Regions from separate parts of the Homo sapiens genome. Here region 1 is linked to region 2. A link is a loop called in an ENCODE intact Hi-C map of the cell type or tissue named here. Cell type or tissue: heart left ventricle. All regions are shown on one strand. Links, peaks and the distances in the headings refer to the core of each region. The heading gives the core; the rest is flanking DNA. Region 1 holds the start of LOC102723529 (a long non-coding RNA gene). Region 2 has its middle 33 kb from the start of BMNCR.

Region 1 (8,330 bases), core at 68-8,067, 72 kb after region 2:
TCATCCACTGGCTCCCAAAGTGGGAGAGGAAAATCGCAAAGGACTGTGTGGGGTAGACTTACGCACCAGGCCTGGAAGAGGCCCGTGGCTTCTCCTCACATTCCATTGGCTGGAGCCCAGTCAAATGGCCACAAGGGAGGCTGGGAAATGTAGGGTAGCTGTGTTCCCAGGAAGAAGAGGAGCCAGTCTCTGCTCACCCCTGCCTCTTTCTTACTTTCCTATTTTGCCTGTGGTGAAGATATCTTCACCAGATATCTGTTAGGGCTGGTTTTTTAATATGTGGTGAAGCTCAGCTGCTTCGCTTATTTTTCCAGACGGGGATGCCCACTAAGTGTTACCTTCACATCAATCCCCAAACATGGTGGTGGCTCCCTCAGGCACTCCATTGAGAAGCATTTGCAGCCTCTCTGGGTCTTGAGTGCCAGGATTGACTGATGCAGAGTGGGTGTGGCGGCAAGGGTACCATTTTTTGGCCATCTTGCTCAAACAGCATTTTGGGGGTTTATTTCCCCAGCGGCTGTGTGATCCCAATGGTTGGGGCCATCATCCCAGAGGCCCATCACTTTTTTTTTTTTTTTTTTTGAGACAGAGTCTTCATTTTGTCACCCAGGCTGGAGTGCAATGGCGTGATCTTGGCTCACCACAACCTCCACCTCCCAGGTTCAAGCGATTCTTCTGCCTCAGCCTCCCGAGTAGCTGGGATTACAGGCACCAGCCACCACACCTGGCTAATTTTTGTATTTTTAGTAGAGATGGGGTTTCACCATGTTGGCCAGGCTGGTCTCGAACTCCTGACCTCAGGTGATCCACCTACCTTGGCCTCCCAAAGCCCAGCCGGCTCATCATTTTTTTTTTTTTTAAACTTGAGACAGAGTCTTGCTCTGTTGCCCAGGCTGGAGTGCAGTGGTGCAATCTCAGCTCACTACAACCTCCACCTCCTGGGTTCAAGTGATTCTCCTGCCTCAGCCTCCCCAGTAGCTGGGATCTCAGCTCACTGCAACCTCTGCCTCCTGAGTTCAAGCGATTCTCCTGCCTCAGCTTCCCAAGTAGCTGGGATTACAGGCATGCACCACAACATCTGGCTAATTTTTTGTATTTTTAGTAGAGACGAGGTTTCACCATGTTGGCCAGGCTGGTCTCGAACTGCTGACCTTGTGATCCACACACTTTGGTCTCCCAAAGTGCTGGGATTACAGGCATCAGCCACTGCACCTGTCCCCATCACTTTTATATCACTTCCTTTCAGTGCTCCCAGGATGATACACCCTTCTTTTCATTTCACCACTTTAACCCCTCTGGGCCAGTCTCTGTGTTCTAGTTAACCTCAGCAACTTGCAGAGCAGAACTGACTTGTATAAGGCTAATTGGAGAGGAGGAGCAGATTATGAAAGGCCTACAAAAACAGCCCTGTGGCCCAGGAGACATGAAGCAGTGCAGTGGACAGCATGATGCAGGAAGCAACCTGCTGGGGTGAACAAGGAAGACTGTGGACCTGTGGCAGAGGCTGAGGGCAAAGACGGCAGCCAAAGCCCTGGGCCAGAAGGTGGTGCAGGTGTTGCCAAAGTGACAAAGAAATTTGGCCTGGAGCTCCCTTCTCTACACCCTGCCCTCCCTCAGTTCCACTGTAGCTAGAGCGCTGGAAGCTGAGTTGCGGTGTCAAGCACATGTGGGCATTTGTGCCTGCCCACCTACTCACACCCCTATGGGGATCTTCATCATTGGCACTGACCCCTTCTCCATTATACCAGATTGTCCACGTCCCTTCCTGATGGCTAACAAGATGCAAATACATTCACATCCCTCTCCCAGGTGTGCTTCTCTAAGGTAACAAAGTCCTTCAGTTAATCCAGCCCTGAGGGACAGGAGAGATAGGGCAAGATCTTCAAGTCCCTAAATCTGAAAGGGAAACAAATGGCCCAACACTGCAGTCCTTGGTGTTAATGAGAAAGACCTGGAGAGACCGTTAAAATTACAGACTCCTGGGCCCCTATGCAGAACCACTGAATGCGAATCTCCAGAGGCAGAGTCTCCTTGGCTGCCTCAGTGGCACCACAGGGAATCCAGATGCACACCAAAGTTTGAGAACTACTGGCTTCAGGAGCCAGTTCTACAGAGTCTGAAATAAGAGATGCTCCGGAGAGAACCCAAGGTATCGTAATTCTGTAACATTAGCAATTGAAATGGGATTAGTAAAGATTGCTAGCACTTACTAACCATTTCTGATGTGCAGGTGCTATTCCTGTGTGCTGTACACGGCTTATTTCCTTCTCACGGTAACCTTACGAAGTAGGTTCTGCTGCTGTCTTCATTATATAGAATAGGAAACAGAGGCACAGAGAGGGTGTTCTAAGATCACATAGCTAGTAAGTAGCAAAGCCTAATTTGATCTCAGAAAGTCTTACTCCAAAGTCTCTGCTCTTAACCATTATGCCATGCTGTCACCCTTTCGCCTCTCTTATTAGGTGTGAGAGTTGAAAGGGGAGAGGTGGTCTAAAGAAGAACTGAGAGGAGGATAAGATAGCTGAGCTCCTTCTTTCCCACCTACCACCAATCCCCTCCACACTAAGAGGAGGATAATGAAGGGTTTCAGAGAAGAGATTATGAGAAAGAAAGGCCTCTATCATTTGCATTTCAGTCTGGTCACTTAAGTAATAACATCCCGCGGGTGCCTCCATGCTTCCCAGGAATGGCAAAGTCTGTTCCCTTTGTCTGCCATAATTATTTCTCTTCATTAACACCTGACAAGGTCCTACTGACCCTTCAAGTCTCCCTGGGAAGCCTTAGATAACTCTCCACCCTAACAGAGTCTATCATGACTTTTTATCTTCTTTTGCAATTATAGGTGTTCACATCTTCCTCTAGTCATTGTTCCTTGAAATCAGGGCTCCACAGCCCTGTTTATCATTGTAGTCCCCATGCTTGGCACATAAGAGGCACTCAATAAATCTTGTGGGAAAAAATGAATGAGGGAACGAAACATTTATTGAGCACATACTATGTGCCAGACGCTGCAAGACCTTATGGATCTTTGAAGATGTGTGGACATAGTTCCTGCTCACAAAGAATGTACAATCTTGTTAGGAGGAACAGATGTACCCCCAAGAAGAGTGAGACCTGGAGGCATCACTGGCCTCCCATGTCACTGTAGGTCAGTCACTGCCCTGCTTCCTCTTTTCCTCCTGGTACAAAGGGTTTATAAGTTCTCTGAGGACACTCCCTATTCTCTTGTCTATTTCTACATAGAGACATCATTAAATGGACCCTGTGTACTCGTGGTTTGGAAGGTGGAGGAGCCAGGGAGAAGGACCTGGAAAGAACACTTCTCGCTGGTACTGGGATAGAATGGTGGTTGCACAGTGAGCAGGAGAGGAAAAATGACAAAGGCCCTGGGACCCTGGGGAAGAAATAAGAGGCTTCTCTGACAGCCAACCTGGGAAGATGAAATGCTGCTAGGGGGTTGATTTGTATGTCTTGGGCACCAGTCAAAGGCTGCTTTCCGTAGTCCTGTTATTTGAGGGGAGTGGGAGGGTGGAAGGAGCTGCCTCCTTATCGCTTCCTCTCCTTAGCCAGTTCTGCTGAGAGCCCAAAAACCCTAAGACCAGATCGTCAACCCCAGCCTGCTGCACAAGATTTGTTTAGGCCTTGCGTACTAATTGGCTCCACTCTGGTGCTCCAGAAACTTAATTGTGAGCCCATCACGACCTCTTCTGTCCTCAGATAGGAATGTGCACAGGCTTGTAGCAGAAACTGGGATTGCACAAGGGACAGGATGTTGGAGGGTGGGGTGGGAAATCCTGGGTGTTAAGCTTTGCCTGAGTTGATGCAAGGTCATCTTCTGAAGGATGAGATGAAGCAACAAAGTCAGGAGGCCCAGCCAGGGCCACAGAGGTCAAGGAGGCAGAGGCATCCTATGAATTTCCCTAGTGGAAAATCAGGTGTCAGGACACAGGGTGGAAAAGTTAATGGATCTCCCAGGTCCTTGCTATTTTCTTTTTCTTCTGATTGCAGACACTTCCCAAATGACTTGTCCAGGCCTGGCCAGTCCCTCAGCAGAGGCTGGATAGAAGAGGTTAGGGTGGAGAGGTCAGCATTGCCAACAGGACTCTGGAGCCCCAAGGAACCCAATCTGTGTTCTTTCCAGAATGAGTCAGAATAGGCTGCCACAGCAGGCAGCCTTGCCGGGTCACCATTCCAGGTGACCGGGGCCACAGCACAGTCCATGCATCCCCATCCTGGTCCTGTGCAGGTGGGATTGAAGGTGCTCAAGCCCAGTGCTCTGGGACTGTGCGTCACATCCCCTAGCTGTTCATGCCCCTCTGACTTCAAGCCCCAGGCCTGATAACTGGCTTTTTTCTGTTTTGCTCTTGAGCCCCAGTTCCTTATCCCATGAGGACCTAGACTTCTCCACCAGCCTTATAGTGAAGGCTCCATCCATTGAACCCGTTTCTGGAAGCTGTTTCTTCTCCTGGCCCTCCTGCTCTTGCCCAGGGACAGAAGATCCCAATTAGATATCCATGGTAGCCATTCTTAATCGATCACATCACTCTTTCCTGTTTTTTTTCCGCTAAAGCAAGACTTAAAATCCCCCTTGACACAGAGCTCCAGACAGCCACTACCAAACCATTACACCCAGCATGGGAACTGAATCCTATTTGCCATCTCTGCTTTTTCCATTTGGACCCCTCCCAGGCCCTGCAGCTGGGACCTCTAGCAAGGACTGCCCTCATTTTCCCCGCCCCCACCCCCGCGCCTTGCCCCATTTCACCAGGCTATGCCCCAAATATGGCAAGAAGCTCAAAGATGCTAATTATGACTTAAATTCATTTTTCCTTCTAATCTCAAAGACTTGCATTACTCTATCCATTTTAGGAAGAGGGAAATTTTGAGGAGCGAAGAATGTACAGGACTCTTATTTGACTTATGGTCCAAAGTTGGGGAAATAATCCCCTGATAGGCTGAGCAAAGTCCCAGAGTGTAACCAGAACCCCCAGCTACATCTGATTTCTCACCTACTAAAAAAGCAAAGCACATAAGCTCCATCTACCTTAGGGGCAATCCCAGTTTTCACTCAGCAATAAACTCTCATTTCACACTTCTTTCCTGCTGCTTGCTGCTAAGTACAGAGATGTCTATATATACATAACTACCCTTGCCCTAAATGGGCCCAAAGCCCACCCCCTGAATGTATGTTTGGGACACACTGACTTAATGCAGATCAAAGGCACTGGTTTCTTAAACCTTGTGTTTCAGAATCACCTGCAAGCTTGGTAACATATAGATTCCTAGGCTCCATCCAGTTCAAACCAAGAATCTCCTGGATAAGGGCCTGAGACTCTGTGTTTATAACTCCCTGGATCAGTAGTCCTTAAAGTGTGAACCCCAGCAGCAGCCACACCTGAGAACTTATTAGAAATGCACTAACAACTCCTCAGGTGATTCTGATGCAATTCCAGTCTGAGAACCTGTTGCCCTGGGTGGTCCTGGGTAGATTCAAGTTTGGGAGCCATTGATCCAAGGGACCCTGTAGAAGTCTGACTCCAGCTGTGGTCCCTTGACCCTATCCAGTGCAGCCCAAATGGTAGGGAGCAAACCCTGGGGCATCTTTAGTCTTCTCTAGGTGACTGGCCTGTTGAAAGGAAAAGGCTGGAATAGACAACTTCTCCAAGGCTGTTGATATACCTGGCAGCAGTTTCTGTTGGCCGCCAGAGAGCCAGCCAAGCAAAGGCCCTTCTGAAAGGCTCTATTCAAAGCTGTTAAATGAGCAAACAGAATCGCTTTTTTCCTTTCCCCTGCACCTGGAGCTGTGACCAGAACTGTTGGCAGCTGCAGCTGTGGCCCCACGAGAGGGCCGGGGCAAAAGAAGATCAATCCTTACCTGCTGGAGAGCTAGGCCCCTGAGAAGGGGCTGGCAAGAGGGTTCAGAAGAGGGAATGTACCCCAGATACAGGGCCAATTCCTCAGAGTGGGAAAACCCATTCCTTCTCTGCATCCCTAGCACAGTGCTTACATTCAGACAGTGCCTGGGAGGTGGGCTGTGCTGCATGCCCAGCAGACGGAGTCTCTAGGGGTCTCAGACTGTAGAGGACAGGTGGACAGGCTGACCACCCACAGACAATTCAAGATGGGAACCTATTCATGCCCAGTCTGAGTCAAGGCACTGTAGGGTTGCAGCTGTGGACCACTTCAGTTGCAGATAGAGCAGAGATTTGAATCTGCCCTGTCCTTCAAGGTCCACATCACATGTCCAGAGCAGGGCTTTGTGCTGCACTGACCACTGCCCAGAGGTAATGACATAGTCGTGCATCCTGTCTCAGGGCTCTAGCAGTCTAAATCATTTCCCCAAGGCCAGTACAAGTCTTGGTTTCTGGTTTCAACTACAGTTTATTTATTTAATCTCCCATCTTCTGATTCACTTGCGGACCAGGAATCAACCCTCTGGTATTCTATCAAATCATAAGGCTTTTACTATATCAAACTTGAAATCCAGATGGACTGAAACCCATCACCACTCATGTTCCAGGAAACCATTCTTACCAGCCGTATGCTTGGGTAGCCTTTGTGCCCCTTCCCGGATCAATCTCCTTATCTGTAAAATAGAAAGATACCACCAACTTCACAATACCCTTCCATCACATTTCAGTCACTTAACAAAGCTTAATTACCTACTTACTTTCTCCTTTAAGTTGAGAAGCCAGTATGCAAGGCCACAAAATGGTAGAAGTGGGGTCTGAGTCTGGATTTTCTGTCGCCCTACATAGAATATCATGCTAGTAAGTTGAATTGTGTGCCCCAGAAAGATAGGCTGAAGTCCTAGTCCCCTGTGAATGTGACCATAATTGGAAATAGGGTCTTTGCAGATGCAATCAAGTTAAGATGAAGTCATACTGGATTGGAGTGTGGTGTCTATAAAGAAAAAAAAGGCAGGTTTGGGTACAAAGATACACAAAGAAGGCTATGCGAAGACAGAGGCAGAGGTTGGAGTGATGCAGCCACAGGCCCAGGAGCTCCAAGGATTCTTGGGAGCCACCGGACGCTAGGAAGAAGCAAGAAAGGATTCCTCTCTGAAGGTTTAGAGAAAGGGGCCCCGCCCGTATCTTGATTTCAGACTTCTAGCCTCTAGAACAGTGAGAAAATAGATTTTTGCTTTAAACTACCCAGTTTGTAGTAATTTGTTCCAGCAGCTCTAGGAAACGAACACTAACATTCTCCCCCAGACCTGAAGCACCACTGCTGACCTTTCTGTGGCTGGCCCCATTCCCATCGGCAGCCTTTACCCTCCTGCTGATCCCCAACTTTATCTGGCTCTACATAAAATAACACCATATTTCACATGTGAACCATTCTTTTGTTTGTTTTTTAGAGACAAAGTCTTGCTCTGTCGCCCAGGCTGGAGTGTAGTGGCACCATCATACCTCCCTGCAACGTTGAACTCCTGAGCTCAAGCGAGCCTCCTACTTCAGCCTCCCAAAGCGCTAGGGTTACAGGCATAAGCCACCGCACATGATCAGAGTTTAAAGGCTTTTTGATCTCATTTTATAGATGTGAAAACTGAAGATCAGGGAGATTAAGGTGATTATCCTGTGATACCATGACAAATAAGTGGAAGAGCAAAGACTGAACCCAAATATTCTAACTCTTAAGCCAAAGTTCTTTTTCTTTAAATTTTTTATTGTGAAGTGTAATAACACACATATAGCAATGCACAAACACAAATGTATAGCTCAAGCAAAGCAGCACAACCCACATAAACACCATCTAGGTCAAGGAATAGAATACTGCCTGCCTCCCAGTTGCCCCCCTGGCAATCACTCTCCATTTCCTCCTAACCAAGGTAACCACTGCCCCATGCCAGGCCAGTGATTGGACGACGCATCCCATTTCAACCTCTGTGTCACTAAGAATCATTGGAGGCAGCAGTAAAAAGATGGAAGCCTGTATATGTACTGGGGGAACCCCCTGCTCTCCTTCCTTTAAGGCTCAGGATTTCCCTGAAGCTAAGCCTCTCTAGGGCTCTTCCCCATCGCTTTCTTTAGAGACGTCAAAACAAAACACAACACACAACTCTTCACTGGTCTTGACACTTTCAGAATTGTAAAAGCTGGGAGTGGCTGACACATTTTTTTTTTTTTTAAGCAGTAAAACCATAGACTTTGAACAAGAAGGGAGGGAGGAGATCAGAAGGTAGACCCCAGGGCTGGGATCATGGATGGTTAAGGAAACAAAGCAATAATTATCAAGTCCCTGAGAATAGCCTGTCCACCACATCCCCCTCCCTTCCTCCTACCAGAGACATCTCTGCTATACCAGCAGGGGTAAGCAAGACCCACAGG
Region 2 (8,330 bases), core at 91-8,090:
TTGGGGGATTAGAATGTAGGCATCTTTGTGGGGCAGGGTGGGGATGGGGGTGCATTATTCTATCCACCACAGATACTGAGCCAGAACTAAAACACAGGTCCCTGGCTCCCAGTTCATGAGGTGCTTCTCCTGTTAGCATGAAGAAAGGGCTATATCAGGTAGTGATCACCTCAAAGCACAGCACAACTGACCAACCCCCAAACTCAGGGGCTTGAAACCATAAGTGTTTATTTGGACACAAACCTACAGGTTGCTGGGTGGTTCTTTTCATCTCCCCTGGCCTTGCTCACATGTTTGTGGATCAGCTGGGATAATAGGTAAGTCAGGTAACCCGGACTTATTTTGCATGGCCAGGTAGATGTGCAGGAGCCCAGGGAGAAAAATGCAAGCACTTTTTAAGGCCTCTGCCTAACTCACATCTGTTGATGTTCCACTGGTCAAGGCAAATCAAGTTGTTGGCCAGTGTCAGGTAGGAAGGCATTATAAAATTTCATGGCAAAGGGTATAAATACAGAGCAAAGAATTGGAACCCTGAATTATTTTCCTATCTCAGGCCCTCTGTGATATGGCAGTTTCATCGCCAGGTGTCAGTAAATACTAAGTTGACCAAAGAGCATTTGTTATGGGCTCAAAAGTGTCAGAGACCTTGAGGCACTCTGTATTTTCCAAAGATGGTCACACCTACAAATTTATCCCAAGCCATCTGCTCTTCTTGTAACTGATAGTCTTCCCACCAAGAGGCAGGGTTTACATTCTCTTAGGTCATAAAAAAGGGCTCAGCTTCTGGCTGGCTCTCTGTCTCCAGATGCTCACCTTTGGAACCCAGCCACTATGTTGCAAGGAGGCCCATGCCACATGGAGAGATACACTTGAAGAGGAACCAAAGCCTTCTCCCAACAGCCAGTGCCAACTTGCCAGCCATGTGAGTAGGCAGCCTTGGAAGTGGATCCTCCAGCCCCAGTCAAACTTTTAGACACTGCAGTTTTGGCTGACATTTTGACTACATCTTCGTTTGAATGCCCAAGCCAGAACCACCCAGCCAAGCCACTCTGATTCCTGATCCATAGAAACAATGTGAGACAGTCCATGATTATTGTTGTTTTAAGTCATTAATATTCAAGGTAATTGTTATGTAGCTTCAGCTAATATAGACCTATTCCTGAGGCTTAGGACAAAATGAGAATAGACCCAGTTTGGGGGCTCCAGGAACCTAGAGTCTCTAGGTGACCAAGCAGACATTAACACAATCAACAGCATACGGTAAGTATTTAATCCAGTCAGAATACACTAGCAAGAAGGGTCGGTCAGGGATATGCTGACCATATCTTTCCAACTCAGAATCGGGACAATTGACTAATAGTAGACCATTGTAGCTTGGAATTGGGACAAAATATTTGAATCAGGGCTGACTACAATAGTATATAAGATATATGGTCACTTTGTCCAAAAATTGTTCTGCCCAGTTGGGGCTTTGAGTGATCTGGAAGAGCTCCCTGGAGTGACAGCAATTATGATGGGGAAACAACATGACTATCTGAGGGTTTCTGGCCATTTCCCTCTTTCCTGCCTAGGAAAGAGGATACTCAGTCATCGTTTCCTTTCCTCTCTCCAGGGAGGGTCTTGCCTAGCCAGGTTGTATATGCAGGGCTTTTGTGTTGCAGAATCAGGAGGAAAAGGGAGAAAAGAAGGAGAAAGCGTGTGTGGTTAGAGCTGGAAAAGGAGTTTGGGAGGTGGGAGTTTTGGAAAGGAGAGGTGCCAGATCAGATCTGATATGTACAGAAATAAATGGGAGAGAAAAATTAGGACCTTGAGAAGTACTGTTCTGGCCTACCCCATCCTCTTCATTGCATCAGAGAAGGTGTACCAATAACTTGAGTTTTTCTGAAATATTTTTTGGTTGCTGGACTGAGTTTATTTGGTGACAACCACTTTGAGACTGGACCATGTGGGTGATGGGGCTCTAAGTGTCTCTGCAATGAGTAGCAGAGAGGAATGGGGTGTGGTGGGTGGCTCTGGGCATATGAGACAGTCGGTCAGTGGCTATGAGGGGAAGAGGATGGAAGCCAAGGAACTGTTCATTTGTTCCAGAATTGGAAGTCAGCGTGACTTATGACCTGCAGAATTTGGGCTGTCCCGGGCCCAGCTGCGTCCAGATGAGTGCAAGGAGCTCAAAGGCTCGGGGCTTTTAGAAGCCTTGTTTGTGGCATCACTGCCCACTCTAGTGTAGCCCCGGGACGGGAGGGGCTTGTCAAGAGCTTGACCTTCCCCTTCTCAAAACAGAGGGATCTGGGGCTGGAGGGAGAAGAGGTTTGCTGGGCCTGATAGTGGACGCAGAAGTACAGAAGTAAAGACAGGAAGGAAAAAACAACTGATAGAGAGGGGCGCGTAAAGAGCTGCTTCGGGTTCCTGAAATATTCCAAGGGATTGTGAGTTCCCCAAGAGCACGGACTGGCCCTTATTCATGTTTGTTCTTCAGACTTTACATCATGCCTGACATGTAATTGCTCCATAAATAATTTAGAGGGAGAGAAGAAGGGAGGCAGGGAAGGAAGGTGGGAGAGAGGAATAGAAGGAGGAAGGCAGGGAGGATAGGAAAGAAGGAGGAGGAGAGAGGTTGGTTGGTTTTCTAACTTCCTCTCAAAATTAATTGGCTACCTAACTGAAACATAACATTATTCTCACTGCATCTAATTTCTCCTGGAGCTAGAGCTGGTATAGGGGACCCCGATGTCAGTCTTAAAATTCTAGAATTCTGGAGCTCAAGTTCTCTTGTCTCCACTAGTGGATCCAGCCTCCTCTCTCTCAGGTAAGCTGCTGACAGAGGGTTAGGGACCATTTGGAATCACACAGACCTGGATTCAAATCCCCACTCCATCACTTTAGTCTTGGATACTCAAGCAAATTACTTGAACTCCTTACAGAGGCCGAGATTCTTGTAACAGCAGCATGGATCCTTGCTGCGATGAGGATTAAGCGGAATGTGTCACTGAAAATGAAATGAAATGAGAAGCCCCTAATCCAGCCCCTAGCTCGTGGATCTCAGGAAGGGCCTGCAGGCTTCCTTCTCTCTGGTGGATAAATATAGCCCCTGCTCACTTTCCCTGCCCTCGGACTGTCCCTTATCCTTTGATCCCTCCAAGCTGCCTTTTTCCTCCATCCTCCTTGTCTCTAATCCTGTGTCCTCCTGGCCTTTCCCGGTTTGGTTACTGCTCGCTGGAGCTGTTTTCCCCTGCTGCATCTCTGTCTCTCGCTCCAGCTTAGCCTCCTTGGTAGGGTACCGGCAGTGTCCCTCCAGGAGGCTCATGCCCTAGAAGGTGAGGGACCAGCAGACAGCTCAGAGATGAGCCAAGAGGGATAGAACTGCCCATCCCAGGGCTTCTGGGGGGTGAACACCCGTGTCTTTCCAGCAGCTACACATAGCTGGTTATTCAGGAAAAAACAAAAAATAAAATGTAAAGATGTAGGCTCCTGCATTCCACAGCATTCCAGGGCTCTGCCTCAGTCAGGGAGAACCCCACTCCTCCTGCAGCCTTGCGCCTCAGCCCTTCACCTTAGCCTCTGTGGCTCCTTGGCCTCCGTTCCCTTTGCCTCTGCTCTCCATGCCTCTGCCTAGAGCAGGGACCGTCTCTGGAGACAGTGAGTGGGTCCTGAAGGTGGAAGAATTTCACAGGATGCCCCAGCCCCAATCTGGGCATTTAGACTAATCTCAGAAGAGTTGAATTCTGTTCTTAAAGTTGCACTGGGCAAGATACGCCCATGAGAAGGGGGTGGGTGTCTGCCTGATTTGGCAGAGGATGACACAGGGACCCAGGGCTGACCTGAGGACGAGTGTACCACGCTGTCAGGCAAAAACCCAGAGAGCCCAGGTCACATGTCAGAGAAAGGGCTTTAACATGGGATTCTTACACCATGGAGCCCAAGGCTCACCTCCATGCAAGGGAAGGAACAACACCCTATGGGGACAAAGGCTTCTGAGCCCTTTAGTTAATGGGACAAAAGCCTTCAGGAGGAGTGAGATCACGGCCTGCTTTCTGTCCACCGTGGGGCACCCGTGCACTTCAAGGAAGGCCCAGGAGGAGCTGCCAGCACAGCTCTGTCCAGGGTGAGGAGTGAGTGGCTTGCAGAGGAGCCACTCCACGATGCCCTGGCAAGCCCCTGTCACATTCCAGAGCACAGAGGACCACGAACTCCCAGCTTGGCTCAAGGCATGCGGGGCTGGCACACAGCCCAGGCATTTCCTCCCCTCCCATCCCTCTTTCTCATTCTCTTTCTGCATCCTGGTGCTAAAGGTTCTGCTGGAGCTTCCGTCTCTCTTCTCTGCAGAGGGAGAATAGGGAAAGGAGTGGGTGTCAGCTGGGAGAAATTTCCACTCAGTTTAATGTTGCTGGAAATCCAGACATCTCTAAAATATGGGCTGAGGACCCCCACGTGCCCAGCACTGTGCCAGCCAGCCCCAGAATGCAGAGATGAAGAAGAGCTGTCTATTGAGGACAGAGGAGACTGCTTATGGATGTGTCCTTGACAGCCACCTTGGCTGGGCACGTGGAAGAGATCACAGGAGGCAATGTCAGTGAGGGTTGTGCACCACTGCACCCTGCAAGCTGCCTGAGGGTGGGCCCACCTAGCACAGTGCCTGGCCTGCTGGAGGAGCTCAGTACACATTTGTTGAGTGAATTAGTGGAATGAGGTAGTTTAGGAAGGCTTTCTGGAGGAAAGAAAATCTGAACAGGGCCCAGAGAGGATGGGTGGAATTTGACCAGGCCAAGTAGAAAGGAATGTATCCTGTGCGGCAGAGAGCCCTAAAAGGAGAGGTAAGGAAGGGGACAGTCCACAGTAGGCTGTTCTAGACAGGAGCATGGGGAACAGCTCCTTTGTTACTCTCAGGATAAAGCCAGGCCCCCCGGTTCACTCGCAAGATCCTTCTCATCTGGCTCTGCCCACCCTTCATTACTGCCTCTTCCCACAGCACCCTGGTCCTCTATTCCAGCTGACTCAAGCATTTATTTGCAATCCATGGGACAAGACCCTTGCTCTCTCTCCTCCAGGCCTGTGAACAACTCTCCTCCCCTCTGCCAGGAAGGCCTCCACCTGTACCTCTCCCTGTCTCTCCAGCTCCTCCTGACACCATTGATCTCTCCTGACACCAGTGGTCTCTCCTGCGAGGACCTCACCTTCTGAAGTCAGGTTGGTCACTGTTCCTAAGTGCAACATGCCTCTCTCTGCTTGCCGCATGCTCATGCCATCCCCATGAATTGTTATTCCTGGTCTGTCTCCCCCTAGACAGGTCCTAGACTGAACCATGGTCATGGTCCTAGACTGGTCATGTTCCAGTGCACCAGATTCCCCACTCCGAGATGATCGATTACAGTCAGAGACAATTAACTACGGCTTCAGCAATGTGTGAGAGGCAGCCAGCATCAAGGGAGGCAAAGCACAGCCGTCAAAACAGAGATCACACAGTCCCAAACAGCCTCGACCCTGGCTCACATAAACTTTCCCGTCTCTAAGTGGGAGAGGCAGGCTGATGCAGCCATGGCTTTCAAAGCTTTTCCATAAGATGTTAGTGATTTCTGATCACACTTGGCAAACATCCTTTGTGGGTGTGGATTTCTGATTAGCCTGTAAATTCCTTGGAGCTGAAGAATCAAGTCCAATTCTCCTTTGTATTATCAGTTAAACATCACACCGGGCACATGGGAGGCTTAATAAAGAATTATTTCTTTATTTGGTTAACTACTTATTCATTGATCAAACTCACTTAAGGCAATGTCATTATAATTTCCAGTCTTGACTTCAATCTTGAACAGGCTGCAGGAACGGTTCTCACACCTAGAGCTTATGCCCAGAAGATTACATAATACCAGCAGTAGGAAATGAGAAGCTACAGTAGTAAATGGGAAGTCAGTTTCCAGCTAAATTCCATATGCTCAGAGGTGGAAAAGGCTTTAGAGAGCATCTAGCCCCCACCCTCACTTTATAAGATGGGAAACTGAGACTGTGATATGGAAATTATTTGTCCAAGGTCACAGGACATCATTTACTTGTTGGATCCAGTTGTTTGACCTTGGTCTTTGAGGTTCAGTCTTCTCTCCATTATACCATTTCAGCTTCCTCTACCACCAGTAAGAATCCTCCAACTGCCCATTCCCAAGAAGGAGCCTGGTAGAAAGACCATGGATATTTGTGTCAAACCTGAGTTCAAATCCTGATTCTGCTACTTAATTGCCATTCAACTAAGAGAGCCTTGTATATTACTCAAATTACCCACTTGTGAAACAGAGAAATAGCACCTACTTTGGAGGGCTGGAGTGTGAATTACAGATGGGATAATGTCTGCAGCGTGCCCAGCCCTGTGCTTGATATGGTGGCTCTCAATAAATGTCAGTTCTGCCCCTTCCTCTGGTTCTTAGAGTTGTTTTGCCTTCTCTGTCTTTTCCCTCTTAGAAAATCTTAAGGTCTACTTAGAAGGGCCTCTCAGAGGTCTTTTGGCCCACTTCCCTGCATGTATTTAGGGCTGACCCCTCTCTTCCCTCTAAAGCATTTCATCCTATCCTGGAACTTCTAAAGAAGGCATTTCACTGTATAACTCAGGCTAGTGGATAAAAGTTAGGTAGGGCCTCTCTTCTTCCTCCCATCTAGCCCAATACTTCCTACTGCAATTTAGGAATGAAGTTATTTTCTCTGTTTTGCTTTCCAGGAGGATGCAAAAATATTTTTTTCCTTCTTCCCTTCTTTTTCCACCATATCTGTTTATTTTTTCTTCAATATCCTGATTTCTCCTCCTTTTCTCCTTCCCCTGGGCTTTTAGAACTACCCCCACCCCTCTCTCTGTGCCCCTGTCCCTGTCTTTTCTTTTCAGATGGGCAGCGGACTGATGATATCCCGCATATTAGGGTGGCCCCTCCCACATCCCATTCCCGCCCAGACATCTCAGCCCTGCTCAATGCCCGCCTCTGGCGGAGACCTTATCTCTGCCCACCACACCGCAGCTCCAGCTGCCGTCCTGGGCAGACTGAAACCAAACAGCTAGGGTGAGTCTGTATTGGATCCTGATGGCTGGCTGACCCAGCTGCCTGCTCCCGGGAGAAGTAGGATGAGGGGACAGGTGGAAGTTGAGGCCGCCTTCCTAGCTCCTCTGACAAATGCCAAAGGGACCTGTAGAGCCTCCTGCCATTCCACAGGGTGGGTGCTACTAGCTCTCCTTCTCCCAGACCCCTCTCCTTGACTGTGCTGGCCTCATTGCCAGAAAAATTCCAGGGCAGGTGGAGGCAATCTGCCTGGAAAACAAACCCGGTGCCAAGCCACTGCAGGATGGGCCAAAGGATTTCGGTGGAATCCCAAAACTCGCAGCGCGGACCGAATCTTGTAAATCAGGAGGGGCTTGTTGCTCTAAGCGGCCTGACCTTTCTTTTCTTCTTCTTCTTCTTCTTCTTTTTTTTTTTTTTTTAATTATACTTCAAGTTCTAGGGTACATGTGCACAACATGCAGGTTAGTTACATATGTATATATGTGCCATGTTGGTGTGCTGCATCCATTAACTCATCATTTACATTAGGTATATCTCCTAATGCTATCCCTCCCCGCTCCCCTCACCCCACGACAGGCCCCGGTGTGTGATGTTCCCCACCCTGTGTCCATGTGTTCTCATTGTTCAATTCCCACCTATGAATGAGAACCCGAGGTATTTGGTTTTCTGTCCTTGCAATAGCTTGCTCAGAATGATGGTTTCCAGCTTCATCCATGTCCCTTCAAAGGATATGAACTAATCCTTTTTATGGCTGCATAGTATTCCATGGTGGATATGTGTCACATTTTCTTAATCCAGTCTATCATTGATGGACATTTGGGTTGGTTCTAAGTCTTTGCTATTGTGAATAGTGCCTCAATAAATATATGTGTGCATGTGTCTTTATAGCAGCATGATTTATAGTCCTTTGGGTATATACCCAGTAATGGCATCGCTGGGTCAAATGGTATTTCTAGTTCTAGATCCCTGAGGAATCGCCTCACTGTCTTCCACAATGGTTGAACTAGTTTGCAGTCCCACCAATAGTGTAAAAGTATTCCTATTTCTCCACATCCTCTCCAGCACCTGTTGTTTCCTGACTTTTTAATGATCGCCATTCTAACTGGTGTGAGATGGTATCTCATTGTGGTTTTGATTTGCATTTCTCTGATGGCTAGTGATGATGAGCATTTTTTCATGTGTCTGTTGGCTGCATAAATGTCTTCTTCTGAGAAGTGTCTGTTCATATCCTTTGCCCACTTTTTGAATGGGTTGTTTGATTTTTTCTTGTAAATTTGTTGAAGTTCTTCGTAGATTCTGGAT

What was found. Peaks named below come from ENCODE experiments on the same cell type or tissue, not always from the same donor. Only the 100,000 strongest peaks of a DNase experiment are listed, where the experiment ranks them.
Region 1: it touches region 2 in a loop (2.9-fold over the local background); 33 of 110 quality-filtered maps call a loop at or near these places.

Annotation. Positions count from the first base shown.
Region 1 is chr1:203,364,688-203,373,017 of GRCh38, reverse strand. LOC102723529 (a long non-coding RNA gene) reads right to left here and starts at 35. Exons shown (of 7, transcript XR_922438.3): 1 at 1-35. In heart left ventricle, for the core only: a CTCF peak has its summit at 3,713; a DNase peak (open chromatin) is centred at 3,857; H3K27ac peaks cover 1,888 bases.
Region 2 is chr1:203,436,761-203,445,090 of GRCh38, reverse strand. No RefSeq gene overlaps it. Among named protein-coding and RNA genes, the nearest start is that of BMNCR, 33 kb to the right of the region's middle. RefSeq lists an enhancer at 3,943-4,152. In heart left ventricle, for the core only: a CTCF peak has its summit at 4,041; a DNase peak (open chromatin) is centred at 4,090; H3K27ac peaks cover 4,972 bases.